2 separate regions of the Homo sapiens genome follow, and region 2 is linked to region 1. Evidence: chromatin contacts called from ENCODE Hi-C or POLR2A ChIA-PET data. All regions are on one chromosome and are shown on one strand. Each heading gives the region's core, a stretch centred on a gene start or an enhancer-like site at or near the end of the contact. The rest is flanking DNA. Distances are from core to core; before and after follow the strand shown. Region 1 overlaps CFAP57 (cilia and flagella associated protein 57). Region 2 has its middle 76 kb from the start of CFAP144.

What was found. Hi-C counts contacts between places; a loop is a spot of excess contacts on that map. ChIA-PET counts read pairs that join two places held with the same protein, here RNA polymerase II (POLR2A). Pooled maps may share reads with other maps.
Region 2: a loop to region 1 is called in a map of MCF 10A, with 4 times the contacts of the local background. The contact joins two enhancer-like sites. A Hi-C loop is called at or near these places in 2 of 168 maps with a recorded cell type or tissue (MCF 10A and mammary epithelial cell) and 5 of 50 pooled maps. POLR2A ChIA-PET finds 5 or more read pairs at or near these places in 1 of 52 experiments (H1).

Annotation. Positions count from the first base shown.
Region 1 is chr1:43,219,289-43,226,569 of GRCh38, reverse strand. CFAP57 (cilia and flagella associated protein 57) reads right to left here. Exons shown (of 23, transcript NM_001378189.1): 13 at 7,033-7,188; 14 at 5,105-5,198; 15 at 4,275-4,465; 16 at 3,573-3,746; 17 at 2,366-2,524. The region is part of intron 1 of LOC105378685 (a long non-coding RNA gene); the gene reads left to right. Among named protein-coding and RNA genes, the nearest start is that of TMEM125, 47 kb to the left of the region's middle. RefSeq lists an enhancer at 4,912-5,191. Within about 2 kb of position 5,214, at least 3 of the 41 ENCODE cell types and tissues checked have a DNase peak (open chromatin) inside an H3K27ac peak, as active enhancers do.
Region 2 is chr1:43,068,029-43,075,418 of GRCh38, reverse strand. No RefSeq gene overlaps it. Among named protein-coding and RNA genes, the nearest start is that of CFAP144, 76 kb to the left of the region's middle. RefSeq lists silencers at 1,483-1,532, 7,048-7,147 and an enhancer at 4,958-5,925. Within about 2 kb of position 1,623, at least 3 of the 41 ENCODE cell types and tissues checked have a DNase peak (open chromatin) inside an H3K27ac peak, as active enhancers do.

The DNA.
Region 1 (7,281 bases), core at 3,965-6,464:
TGTGTGGCTTCCAAGGCTAGGCCAAAAAAGGCCAAGCAGCTTTTATCTGGCTCTCTTGGGACACCTGCATTGGGGGAGGGCATCTGCTATGTAAGAAGTCCAACTACACTGAGACATCCAGGCTGGTGGGCACATTAGGGGCTCTGATCAAAAGACCCAGCTGAGCCTAGCCTCCCAGACACCCCTGCCAAGGTGCCAGACATGTGACTGAAGAAGCCACATTGGATGTTGATCTTCCAGCCTCCAGCTGTTTTGAGTCACCCCCAGTATTCCCAGCTGAGGCCCCAGACATCGGGGACAGAGATAAGCCATCCTTTTGTACCCTGTCCAGATTCCAGATCTGTAGCACCTGTAAGCAGAATAAAATAGTTGCTTTCAATCACTTAGTTTTTCTTTTTGAGATGGGTCTCACTTTGTCACCCAGGCTAGAGCGCAGTGGCACGATCTTGGCTCACTGCAACCTCTGCTTCTCAAGTTCAAGCGATTCTCCTGCCTCAGCCTCCAGAGTAGCTTGGATTACAGGCATGTGCCACCACTCCTGGCTAATTTTTATATTTTTGGTAGAGATGGGGTTTCACCATGTTGGCCAGGCTGGTCTCGAACTCCTGACCTCAAGTGATCCACCTGCCTCTGCCTCCCAAAGTGCTGGGATTACAGGCGTGAGCCACCACACCTGGCCTCAATCAGTAAGTTTTAAGGTTAATTTGTTGCACGGTGATAGTAATCAGAACATAAGTATATCCATCCATCAAACATTTACTGAATGAAGATCTTTTGTCAAGTATTGGGTTTCCAAATATAAATACAACACAGTCCCTTGCCCTTAAAAGAAAACACTAGTTGGGAAAGAAGACACAGAAGCAAATCTAAGCCTAAAATGTGATAAATGTTGTAAAGCACAGAAGGCAAAGTATATATTGAGGGTGCTGAGAATGACTGGCTTGAGAGCCAAGCGGTGGTTCATGGGGGAAGTGAGAGGTGAGGCTGGGGAAATAGAGGAGGGAGGTGAGGGTCTTCATGTTGGGGGAAAGAGTTCAGAATTTATCTCCTAGGCCAGGGGTTGGCAAACTCCAGCCTGTGGGCCACATTGGGCCTGCTGTCTATTTCTGTAAAACTTTATTGGAACACAGCCAAGTTAATTGACTAATGTTTTGTTTATGGGTGGTTTCACACTACAGCAGCGGTGTTGATTCGTTGAGACAGACCACATGGCCTCCAAAGCCAAAAATATTTACTACCTAGGTCTTTACAGAAAGAGCGTGCTGACCCCTGCTGTAGCAATGGGGAGCTGTGAGGGCTTTGAGCAGGAGAGTGGCAGCATTGCACCTGTACCCTGCCAGTCCATGGTGGTGGGAGATGGGAAGTGAGGCCATTAGACTGCTTAGGAGGCTGTTGCCACTTTCTAGGTGAGGAGGCCTTTGTCTCTTTCTTGTCAAAGCCCCCTTTGAGAATCTGAACAGAGCTTTGGATCTTCCCTAAAAACAAACAAACAAACAAACAAACAAACAAACAAACAAAACCCTGGATATGTACACCGACACTCACATGCAGAAATGACATCCAGGCATGATCCCATGATCCTATGTGATCCTTACAAGACCCCTTGAGGTGGTTATCATCCCCATTTTATAGGTGAGAAAATGAAGGCTTAGAGAAGTTGCTCGAGGTGCAATGGTCAATAAATGGAACCTGTGCCAGACCTAGTTCCCTAACACTGAAGCCCACGTCCTTGGCCCTTGGAGAATTCCACCTGCCTTGGGCCGTAGTGGCAGGGGAGATGGAGAGGAGGGCACGGAATCTGGATGTGCTCAGGAGGATGATACTACATACTGGGTATTGAGGTATCTGCCCCACAGAATGTGATGTCTCTGACGTCTGAGTGTTTTGTAAGAAAGGCATCCCAAAAGTGGAGGCAGCCTCCTGGACAGGGTCAATCCCAGGAGAGTCCCTCTGCGACAGGGGGACCATGTGGTCAGTGCGGCAAGTGAGCTGTCCCCAGCCCATGGGGAAGCGCCTCCAAGGATGCCTGGAGCAGTGGAGTCAGCTGACTCGGTTCTTATTGCAGCCTGTCACCTATTGAAGTGTGTGACCCTGGGCAAGATACCCAGCCTCTTGGAGTTCAGCTTCCCGAACCATAACACTGGGTTCTCAGGCCCCCTGGGTTGTTGGCAGAGCTGAAAGTGATGTGTTGACAGCGATTAGCCCAGTGCCAAGCACACAACAGGCACTTCACTGACGGCTGGTTCCCCCATCAAGTTAAAGAAATGCGTCCTGAGAAGCTAGGGACCCTCTCTCCCCTGAGCTTTGCCTTCCTCGCCTTGGCCCATCTGGCCGTAGCTGAGGGAGGACAGAAGGAGAGCTGCACCTTGTCTTGAATAGTCTCGTCTCTTTCCTGGATCTCTCGCTTGAGGCCTTGGATGTCCTTCTCCAGAGACTTAATGACTCCTTGCAGCTTCATCTGCTCTCCTTTTAGGGTCTCGATGTCATTGGTTCGTTCTTCAATCTCCTTCTGTAGGCTGCTGAACTAGAAAAGCGAACAGCAACAACAAAGACCACTAAAGTCAGAACTCATCTCCATCCCTCCCACTGTCTCAGTGTAAGGGGCTCCCCACCACTGGCCACCTTCTGTGGACTGAAAACACTTAGCATTCAACATTTCTGGGATTTTAGGAGTGAATATCTGGAGCATTTGGGACGGTTCAGGAATTTCCCAGGCCAAATGGATGATGTAGTATTCTGTCCCATAACATCCAGGCCCATTCTCCATATGAGAGGACTGACTGTCTTCACAAGAGGTTCCAGAGACCGGTACACCAAGTGGACCAGAGACTTCTATGACCACACTGATCTTGAAAAGCTGGGATCCACACTGCATCAAGGTCACAGAAAGTGGGCCCTAACTGATGAGCCATCTTAGCCATGACCAAGAAGGGAAGACTGATTGTTCCCTGGATTTACTAGTGTGCTTTCTAATAGGAAGAAACTTCAGCTTGCTTTGAACTTAGCTTTTCCAGGGCTAAATGTTTTGGGGAAACTGAGTTGAATCCTCCCTCACCCCTGATGGTGAGTGAACTAAAAACATCTTCCCCACTTTGTAAACTAAGCATCCTACACCCCCATTCCCTCTCCCACCTGTGGTGCTGAACAGGAGCCGCCCATGACTCCCTGGACCAAGAGCCCGAGGATGCCTCCCGGCCAAGACTTCATCTATCTCATCCCCAGAAGACCTTATTTCCATTTCCATTTCCATCGGAGGGTTATCTCAGAAAACATTAACTGAATCCTACTTGCCAGTAAGTGAAAACTAGAAAGCCTCTGTCTGCACACAGGGAACCCCAATATCCTGTGAAAAGGAGAGCAGGGAAGCCCGTGCAGCTGCCTTTCCAAGGACGAGGTGGGGAGGGTCCATCTGCGTGAGGGTGCACTGGCTGGTGCTCTTCTCCCAGCCTGCTCGCTGAAGATGGGGACAGGCAGGACCCTGGCCAGCACCCCCAGGCCGGTCAGTCCACCCACCCCAGCTTTCTCTGCAACACCCTCGCCCACCCTAGGTCTCTTGGAGAACAGCCTGCTACCTTCTTCCTCATGATGCCTGTTTCTCCCTTGAGCCGCAGGTTTGATTCCTTTTCATCCCGAAGCTTTTTCTCATACTTGGTTTTGATATCTTGGATTTCTCGGTCTTCATCTTCCTCAATCTGCTTCTTGGTCTCTTCAAACTCCCGCAGCTGCTGCCTGACGTCTTCCTGTGCCTGGCTCAGAGAGAGTGGGCGTGTGGTCAGGGGAGAAGGGACTCACACATCTTTGTGCCAACAGGGCTTGAGGTGAGATGAGCATGGGGACCTGTCCCAGGGAGTCAAAGGCGAGTGTCATTCCAGAAACGGAGACCATGGCCACAGGGCCCTTGACCTGTCCACCTTCTTCCCGTCTGTCCTGTCTTCCTGCCTCCCCTCTTTTCCTACCAAATCAGGCCTCATGCTCCACCACTTCAACCCCAATCTTACCAACACCCCATCCCTGTTCTCCTTTGGTCTTGTTCACTGGACACCCAGCCTTCCTATATTTTTCTCTCACAGAACTTGTGACAGTCATAATGTTATATTTATTTGCGATGTTATTTGGCTGTCTCTCCCATTTGATATAAGTTCCTTGGGGGTAGAAACCATGTCTGACCCAGTGTATAACACATCCTGGCATACAGTGGCTATGCCATGGAGATCTGAGTGAATGGGTGGCTTTTCTCTGTGAAAGGGAGGCACAGCATGGCTTCCTGTGAGTACCTCTTCCAGAAGGGTGGTTTTCTCCTGCAGTTTTGCCTCGTAAAACTCAGTCAGCTCCTCCAGGGCCTGGCTCTTGGTCTCATCGTTATCCCGGAGCTGTTTTTCATACTCTTCCTGCATCCTCTGGGACTTGAGCTGCAGCTCCTGGTACTTCTCATATTCTAGAAGCAACTTTTGGTTGTTGCAACATTCTGGAGAGAAGCAAGGATGGTATTTAAGGTGGGAGAGCAGCACTTGCTTCAGGGACACCCAGGAGCCTTGGGCGCTCTCCCATCCCTTCCAGCACCAGCTGGAGCAGCTGCCTCCAGAGCCAAGATTCAAATGCCTGCCTAGCTTCCTTGCTGCCAACCCCTCATCCCATCATCTCATCAGGTAGCCAAACTCCCTGCCTGCCTGCTCTGGGAAGAAAAGTTTCCAGGAAAGCACAGAGTGGTATTTGGGGACTCAGGGCCAAGAAGAATATCCTGAGTGTGAAAAATAAGTATTAGGACTCCTGCTTTATAGCAAAGTGAGGCTCGGTAAGGTTAGGTGACTCCCCAGAGCACCTGGCAAGTACGTGGTGAGCCTGGGACCCAAGGCAAGACTATCAGGTTCCAAACTTGACCTTTTCCGTGCCTCCTACTTTCATGCAATAGGTGTTTAATGTGCTTAGTGAATGAGTAAAAACACAGAAGTGAAAACCACAGTGAGTTCCAGGGGATACATGTAGCCTGTTTTTAGACAGAGCCATATTCCCTGAGACTTCTACTGTGTCTGGGGGACTCTTGAGTGTTTCCCCATAACCTAGCTCTTCCAACCCTAACCAACGAGGCCTCTACTTGTGGGCTCACCCATGTCCTGCAGTTCCCGGCTTTGCTTGTCTAGGAGGTCTTCTATGTGCTCATGGTGATAAACATCCTGCTTCTCTTTTTCTGTTCTTAAGACCTAAAACAGAGTCACATTTCCTCATTTACACACATCTGCTGAAAGCACTACTAGGGCAAGAACTGATTTTACAAGTAACACCCTCCTTCACTCACAAACATTTCTCAAGCCCTCATTTTGCACCAAGCACTGTTCTATGAAGCAGCAACCACATTGTCACTTTTCATTTATGTTATATTCTGCTCTAAAAGCTCTATACTGTTCCTATTTCTATTCTTGCTACTAAATGGGTTTGTCAATGATGAGTTCAGTTTTGGACACGTGTCAAAAGGACTTCTGGGTGAAAAAGTAGGGATTCATTTGAATCCTCTGTTGCCAGCACATTGCTGTCAACAAAATCCTTGGCTGTGCTCATGGGTAAGCTTCTGAGGAAGTGTTTTCTTTAACTGAGCAGGAAAGCTTTCAGGCTTGGGGGGCGAGTTGGAGGTGGTGTGCCATCTTCAGGACCTAACTTTGCGCCTGGCTTATATAGAGCACCAAATAAATGTTTGTTGGCTAAATGAATAAAATTATAAAGTGAATTAATTAATACAATTAATAGCCAAGGTTTTTCTTTCTTTTTTTTTTTTAGCCGAACTTTATGACCCATAGACATTAAAGAAACAAATATCCCTCAAGGACATAATTGGGGATTTCTTTAGGGGGTGAGGGACAGGGCCTCGCTCTGTCATCCAAGCTGGAGTGCAGTGCAGAGATCATGACTCACTACAGTCCCCACCTCCCAGGCTCGAGCAGTCCTCCCATCCCAGCCTCCCAAGTAGCTAGAACTACAGGCAGATGCCACCATGGCAGACTCATTTTTTATTTTACATAGAGACAGGGTCTCACTATGTTGCCCATGCTGGTCTCAAGCTCTCGGATACAAGCGATCCTCCTGCCTAGGCCTTCCAAAGTGTTAGGATTATAGGGGTGAGCCACCTTGCCCAGTGGGGATTTTAGATAGGAGTCCAGATTTGTGTAGAACAAAGAAAAGAATCTGGGAGAGTCCCAGACCAAATCTAACTATGTAAAGGCCATGTAGACTAATTTTATTTAACTTCCTGACAATCCAGGAATCAGTATTCTGCTAGTTATTCTCCATCTATGCTTTGATTTTCTTATCTTTTTGCTTTTTCTTATCGTTTCATTTTGTTTTAAAATAAGTTTCTCCTAATCATAATTCTCATTGTAGAGAATTTGGAAATTACAAAAAGTATGTAAAACAAAATTTAAATTATCTGTAATCTCAACTTCCAGAGATAATTATACTGTTATCTATTTTCTATATGTATTTTACTACTATAGATCAGATTAATTAATCTGTTAATACCACTAATACCGATTAATACCATTCACCATAAAGTGGTTTATATTCTGCTTTTTTTCACTTAGCAATTGATTGTAAGCATTTATTTTTATTTATTTATTTATTTATTTTTAGACAGAGTCTATGTTGCCCAGGTTGGAGTGCTGTGGAGCGATCTCAGCTCACTACAACCTCCACTTCCCAGGTTCAGATGATTCTCATGCCTCAACCTCCCGAGTAGCTGGGACTATGGGCACGTGCCACCATGCCTGGCTAGAGATGGGATTTCACTATGTTGGCCAGGCTGGTCTTGAACTCCTGACCTCAAGTGGTCTGCCCGCCTTGGCCTCCCAAAGTGCTGGGATTACAGGCATGAGCCACTGTGCCTGGCCAGTTGTAAGCATTTCTGATATCAACGACTATGCTTTAAAATTGGACATTTTCACATATCTTACTGTTTGAGCATAGCTTGGGCAGTATATGCCAGTCCTGTCTTGAAAGTGGAAATTTCTTGTTATTTGTGCTTGTTGGTCAGTCTCTTAAACAGACCTGGTTTTTTGTTTTCAAGGACTCCATTTCCTGGATGAACTTGTCTGTTAGCTCCTTAATCTTCTCAGAATAGTTCATGTCCTTTAGTCGGAGTTGATACTCATTCTCCATTTTTAATTCCTCCACACGAGTCTTTAGCTCCAACATAACCTGAGCCTTTGGGAGAAGGACAGAAGGATCAAGAACACTGACAGTAAGGGTGACTCAGAATATTTAAACCTGCGGCCTTGACCTGAGACCTGCAGCTCT
Region 2 (7,390 bases), core at 374-2,873, 150 kb after region 1:
GAGGTTGAGGCAGGAGAATTGCTTGAACCCAGGAGATGGAGGTTGTAGTGAGCCAAGATCGCGCCACTGCACTCCAGCCCGGGTGACAGAGCAAGATTCTATCTCAAAAAAAAAAAAAAAAAAAAAAAAGAAGAATAGATATCAAAAACACCAAAAGAACTGCAAGGTTTTGCCAGTATACATTTTGCAAGGCTATACTAGTAAAAGCCTGGGAAATATTTAGGGAAGTGGATTACAAGAGTGTTATACCAGAGAGAGAGAAAAATGTAATTTTTGATTGCACTGAATTCATTGATACAGATATGTTAGCTCAAGAAACTGATAGTGGCTATAACAGCTTACTGGGCTGGCTAACTGAAACTTGGACTTAATGGTGGCCTATATTACATTAAGGAGAAAGGCCAAAACATCCTTGGTACACTATAGAACAAGATATCCAAAGACAGAGAGCTAGGAATGTCAGTCAGTAGGGACCTCTAGAAGCAGAATGCATTTACCTGGTGGAGTTAACAATACAACTTCACTTTCTTCACTCAAAGCTATATCAACTGTCCAGCCCTCTATCAAACTCTAGCCTGCTAGGACCTAATAATTTCCCCATTTCATAGGAGATCATGCTGGCCTACTACACGATAAAATCATATTGATTGGACTAGGTGAGTATTACTTGATACCCTAGACACGCTGGTAAGACACATATATACCAGATGGTATGGAACAAATCCCAAACAAAAACTAAGGAATCTACCACCTTAGTGAAATTTCTTGCTTCCAGAGCTCTCTAGCACATCAAAATATCGTTTATAAGGTGAACATGAAAATATCCCTTGTAAGATTAAGGATAGTTGTTGCATCTGGCATCTCCCATCACAAAGAAAGAAGCATCACATTAGATTTTGGAGGCAACATGGATCTCATTTGGGCATGCCACTATGGCCTATTTACTGAGTGAGCCATAAGGGCTGCCACAATGGGGCAGTGTGGGATTCTGGAAAGTTTCCTGGTTTCAGACAGGTGGATGGCGGGGTCGGGGGAATCTTGAGCCTATTTTCTCATAAGTAAAATGAAAATAAATACCTTCCTTGGAAGGCTATGGTACTGTAAAATGAGGTAACAGGTGAAAAAGCCCTTTAAAGTACACATCTTCAGGTGTTGGCTGTACCACTCTGCCATTTGATGCTATGCCAATGACAAATTTTTTCGGCCCAGAGTAAAAATTATTCCCTAAGAATTGCCAAAAATCCTATTTTTTCTATTGAGTTGTATCATAGATACAGAAGAGCATATGAAACATTAATGGAGAGTTTAAAGAATAATTATGATGTAACACCCTTCTAACTAGCACTTGAGTCAGAAATAGAATATTGTCAAAGTGGCCACTAACCCTGCACTAGGGCACCCAGATAAGGAGCAAGTAGGGGCTGAAATATACCAAGCTTCTACCCAGAACTGTTGGGTGAAATATGCACCCACCACCACCCCCCGTCCCGACTCTAAAAGGACAAGCTGGGGTATTCTGAGCTCCTTCCTCCCACTTTTACTGTGGAGCAAGCAGATTGCTAGCTCTCCTCCCTTCCAGGACATATCACATATAGAACACCAGGGGGCGGCAACTCCCCACAGATGTTGGTACCTGGGACGACAACGGCTAAACCAAGGATGAAGCAGCTTGACTTTCTACTCTTTTTTTTCTCTTTTCCTCTTTTCCATGTCCCTCTACTGCTCTGCAGGCCTGCATCACACATCACAATGGCACAGTGCAAAGATTCATGGCTTTAGTAACAAGGAGAGCTACGTTTGAATCCCAACTCTACCACTCACTACCTTTGACCTTGAGCAAGTGACACCATCTCTCCAAGCCATGGTTTCCTTATCCGGAAACATAGAATACAAAAACAGTACCTACCCCATAGGATTGTTGGAATGATTAAGTGAGATAATGTGGGTAAACAGCAAAACATTGTCCAAATATTAGTTGTTTTTAGACATCATAATTAATCTAGGCCGGGCATGGTGGCCCAAGCCTGTAATCCTAGCATTTTGGGAGCCCAATGTGGGCGGATCACCTGAGGTCAGGAGTTCAAGACCAGCTTGGCCTACATGGTGAAACCCTGTCTCTATGAAAAATACAAAAATTAGCCAGGCGTAATGGTACATGCTTGTAATCCCAGCTACCTGGGAGGCTGAGGCAGAAGAATTGCTGGAACCCAGGAGGCAGAGACTGCAGTGAGCTGAGATCATGTCACTGCACTCCAGCCTGGGTGACAGAGCGAGACTCCGTCTCAAAAAAAATAATAATTAATCTAATTTGATTATCACCAATCCTGGCAGGCAAGGTAGGTAAACACGCTTCCCAAGTTTCAGATAAAGAAATTGACCTGCGGAATCATGATGATAATGTGGTTTCATTTCCTTTTTGTTGTTGTTGGGTTTTATTTTGAGATGGAGTTTCGCTCTGTTGCCCAGGCTGAAGTGCCGTGGTGTGATCTCAGCTCACTGCAGCCTCCGCCTCCTGGGTTCAAGTGATTATTTTGCCTCAGACTCCCGAGTAGCTGGGACTACAGACACGTGCCACCATGCCCAGCTCATTTTTGTATTTTAGAGATGGGGTTTCATCGTGTTGGCCAGGCTGGTCTTGAACTCCTGACCTAAGGTGATCCACCCACCTCAGCCTCCCAGAATACTAAGATTACAGGTGTGAGCCACCGTGCCCGGCATGGTTTCATTTTCTAAGACTCTCCCTCAACACTTTTGTCATCATGACAGCTTGCCTTGAGAGACTCATTGATAACCCTTTGGAGATATCTGGGATTCTGAGGCCCAAATACGTTATGTGTGCTGAAGGCCACATAACCAATCAGTGGACAAGTCAGAAGCCAAAGAGCCAGCTCACTGTGCTCCCAGTCCAGGGATGCAGCCACTTCGCCACCACCTCATGAATTTTGCTTGACTGCTTACTGTAGAATCCCATCTGTAAGTCTTATCTTCCTGCCTAGACTGTGAGCTAAAAGAGAAAAAAAAATTCTCAAGGAATATTTATTCTTATGGAAAAGCATTTATGCTATGTTACTAAATGAAACAAGGGATTTACAAAACACCTTGTGCAACATGATCCCAGTATGTATTTACGTATACTTGCAGAGGAAAAAAGTAGAAAGTCATGACACACAATGGTAAAAACATTTATCTCTGTGTGGTAGAATTACAGGTGATTTTTGTGTTTTTCTCTTACATTTTTGCACATGTTTCTAGGTTTCTCCCATGCACATGTTTTACTTCTATGATCAGAACTAATATCCGTGTGTGTGTGTGTGTGTGTGTATTACACTATTTCAATTGTCCATTTAGAAAATTACTACATTAAGAGTCAGAGATCTTGGGCTGCCTTCCCCCAATAATTTATCGTGACTTTGCACAAGCTTCTTAACCCTCTGAGCCTCAGTTTCTCCACTGGAAATATGAGAATATCACCCCTGTCATCCCATCCCCAGAAGGCTCCGAACCTCCCCTGTCTGGCTGCCACAAATCGTTCCCCCTTCTCCTCAGCCAAGCTGCTGAGCAGTCACAGGACACCTGCCTCTGTTTCCACTTCCCCATCCCATTAATTAATCCCTCATCTAGCCGCAGCTTGGGTTTTGTTCCCTCTTCTGCAAAGCAGATTCTACAGAGGTGGCCTCTTCAATGCCAAAGCCCATGGCCTCTGTGCTGCCTTTTCCTCCACCTCTACCTCCTCACCTGGCTGTTTCCCCAGACGGGGCTGTCTTGACTGCTCCCTCCTTGAAGCACATTCTTCCCTCACCTTCTCTGACCACTGCTTACCTTGGTTTCCTTAGCCCCTGTGGCTGCTGCTTCTCCCAAGGGTCTGGCTCAAAAGGGGTTCCCTGGGTTGCAGGGCACCTTTCCTCTCTCTTAGGCTGGTGCATGACCTCACCCAAACCAGCAACTTCCAGCACCACGAGCAATGAGTGACCTGAGCTTCCCAAATCTCTCCCGGGCCCCACCCCACTACCCTCAGGCTGTCAGAAGCTGAGCCCCATCTCTCCCCAGTCTCCTCCCCATCCCACCAATCCTCCTCTGAAAATGGTTTTTCAGGTGCTGGTCACCCAGGAACAAACTCAAGGCCACTCAGTGGAGGGGGTTCTGCCCACCTTCCTGCAGCCCTGCTGAGGACTCCAGCCAGTTAACCCAGGGGACAGCGTCATGGACCTCAGCGTGGCATCTCATCCACATGATTCTCGTGGACTCCCCACTGGTGTCCCTGTCCTCTCTCTGTCCCTCTGGGCTAGCCTTAAATACAGGCCTCACCACCAGGAGCATCACAGCTATTACTGAGCACTGACCAGTGTCAGGCATTGAGGGCTTTGCCTGTATTCTCCTTTATTCCTCAAGACAAACATGGAAGGGAAATACTATCATTATCTCCATTTCTTTTTTTTTTTTTCTTAATAGAGACAAGGCCTCACTACATTGTCCAGGCTGGTCTCAAACTCCTGGACTCAAGCTATTGTCCTGTCTCGGCCTCCCAAAGTGCTGGGATTATAGATGCAAGCCACCATGCATGGCCTATTACCTCCATTCCAATGATGAGAAAAGTGAGGTATGGAGCGTTTAATCTGCTCAGGGATGTGTGGTTATACAGTTACCAAAGTCTTAGAGCTGGGATTGGAATACAAGATAATCTGATTCGACTGCAGATCATGTGCCCTAAACCACTCAGCTACATGGCAATTTTACCTCTTACCAGAATCACCTACAGGATAAAGTCCACATGCTTCCACCTGGTCTGCGGGGACCCTCATGTATAGCTCAGACACGCCATTTCAGTCCTAGGACCCAGTGTGTCCAATTGTCCCACTCTCCATTCTGACCGCACTCCTCAGCTGCCCACTTCCACACCTTAACCCATGTCTTCTTGCCACCCAGAGTCTCAACCCCACCTCCATATGTCAAAATGCTCCCTCCAAGGCCTTCTCAAATTCCTCTTCCTCTACCCAGGGTAGGTCATGCAGCATGATGGAGGAGAGGCCTGTGGTGATGGGGAGACAGCGGACCTGATAACATGGTCCTTGCCCTTCCAGAAGGTGATTGGGGGATCCAGATCCCTCACTCTGGGCCTGTGCCCTCATCTGTAAGACGGAGGGGGTGGGACTAGATAATCTTTAGGAGCCTTCTTGCTCTAACAGTCTGAGACCCTACTGCTTTCACCATCCCCCAAAATAGAGGTGAAGTTGCCTTTTTAAAATCCCTTTAACATTCACAGAATGGAGAGAATGTTGGGGCTGGGAGGACTTCAGAGGAAACTAATCTCGCCCTCTTACTTTTCCCCCAGGCCTGGCAAACCATCTGGGGAGTGGTGGGAGGGAGGCCATGCTCTCTGCTCCACCAAGAACCCATCTCAGCAGGTCCCCAGCCCTGCAGAGAAGGGGTGGGAGGAGCCTGGAAGGGCAAAAGCTGCAGAGCCTGGCTCTGGGCCGGGCCTGGCCTGCCCAGCTCCAGGAGGCCTCAGTAGTTTTCCATAACCAGCAGGCCCACAGCCCAGGACATGTGCTCCCCTCTCCCTTGGCCCCCTACATTCCTCTGCACATTCAGGCAGCAAAATGGCATTCAGGCTCTGTTGGGGGCGGAAACCCAGACACACACAAAGACTCATAGATACAGGTTCAGCCACAAACACACAGACTCGGAGAGATAACGCAGATCCTGGCAGGGTCAAGGTGCCCAGGCACAAACAGCACCCACAGATACAATACGCCCACCCCGCCAGAGCCACCACGATCCGTTCTCAGAGGCACATGTGCATAAGAACATCACAGAGATATTCATTCTGTGCAGACACACAGGCACATGCATAGCGGGAGGTCACGTGTCCACTCAGCAGTCGCCCCCATGCGCCTGCCATCCTCCCTCCTCCCCTGAGCCCCCACACTCCCTGTCTAGGTCAAATCTTGGTCAAGGAATGGAAAAAGTCCCAAGCCGCCGCAGTTGTAGGAGTCAGGACAGAAGCCAGACAGTCCCGGGAACCAGCCGAGCTCCCTTCCCGCTGAGAAGGTGCCATTTTTTAATTCCATAGAATTCACGGGACAATCCCCATCCTGTTCCTGGGAGGCCAGGGTGAGGCTGGATCCTGGATGGTTCCCCAGCCCACCCTCATGGCCTCTGGGGTTCCAGCTCCGTCCCCAGCTGCAGGGGGAGGGCAGAGGGACCTCTGGAAAGTCATTTCCCAGATGCATTGCCCTCCAGTCCCCTCTCCAGCCACCTGGCGCCTCCACCCTCACCCCATCTCCCTCCTTCAGCCCCACATCTGTCCTCCAGGAGATTAACGGAACTCATTCCTCGGGTCCACCACACTGAACCAACCAGACAGAAGGCCATGAGCAGGGGGACCCTGGGACGGGCCCATGGCAGAGCCTCCGGCTTGTTGTCAGTGATTACCTGGGGTCAGGGGTCTGCTGGGACTGCCTGGCCCCCATGTTTTGGAGCAGGCAGTCCTGGGCTCCAGTCCCAGCCTCACTCCCTTCTTGTCTTAGGACGTTGGGCTGGCGGCTTCAACTCTGAGCCTCACATTCCTTCATTTATAAACTGAGACTAATAACGCCACCTAACTCTCAACAACAAATACAGAGTTTATCATGGGGCGTCATTTAGAACTCTGGCTTTAACCAAGAAACAAGTTGTGCGACTTGGGCTAGTAATTGGACCTCTCCTAGCCTCGGCTTCTCTGTCCGGGAACGGTAGCCTTTGCTACCCTGGATGTACGGAGCAGACGGCCTTCCTGGGGGCCTCCCGCCAATGGGCTCCAATCCTCAGCGCCCACCTCGCCCCCAACCCCGCTTCCCGTTCCCTTGCCTGGCCCCAGCCGGCAGGGCTGTCAGCCGGAAGGGATTTGCAGCCCGAGAGGAATCAGCTGGGTCGGCACAGAGGCCGCCTTGTCCTGGTGGGGACCCGAGCCCGCGCAGTCACGTTGCTCAGCGGGCGGTCGTGGTGCCAGCGCCCAGCCCGCCCCCGCCGCCCCCGCCGCCCCCTCCCGGCCCGGGTGCGCTTCAAGGGCCGGCGCCGGATTTCCTGGCCCCGCGCCCAGCGCCCCGCGGGCTGTTTGGGAGCGCCCGGTGAGGGGACTGCAGGGGCTCCGAGGGCGCACAGCTTCCGTCCCAGCTCCCGCGCCGACTGGAAGCGGCCGGGGCGCACACCCCGCCTGCCCGCTCCCACCCTAGCCCTGCAAACTGGATCCCCTCCCCTTTCCCCCAAAGGGAACAGGCCTGGCCTCCTGCTCCCTTCCCCAGTCGCAGTCATCCCGATCGATGGTCACACATATCGGCAGAAAAAGTCTTCGAACTTGGAAGACCTCTCAGGATGAGCCTCACCGAGGCTGGATGGGGAGGAGGGAGGACTG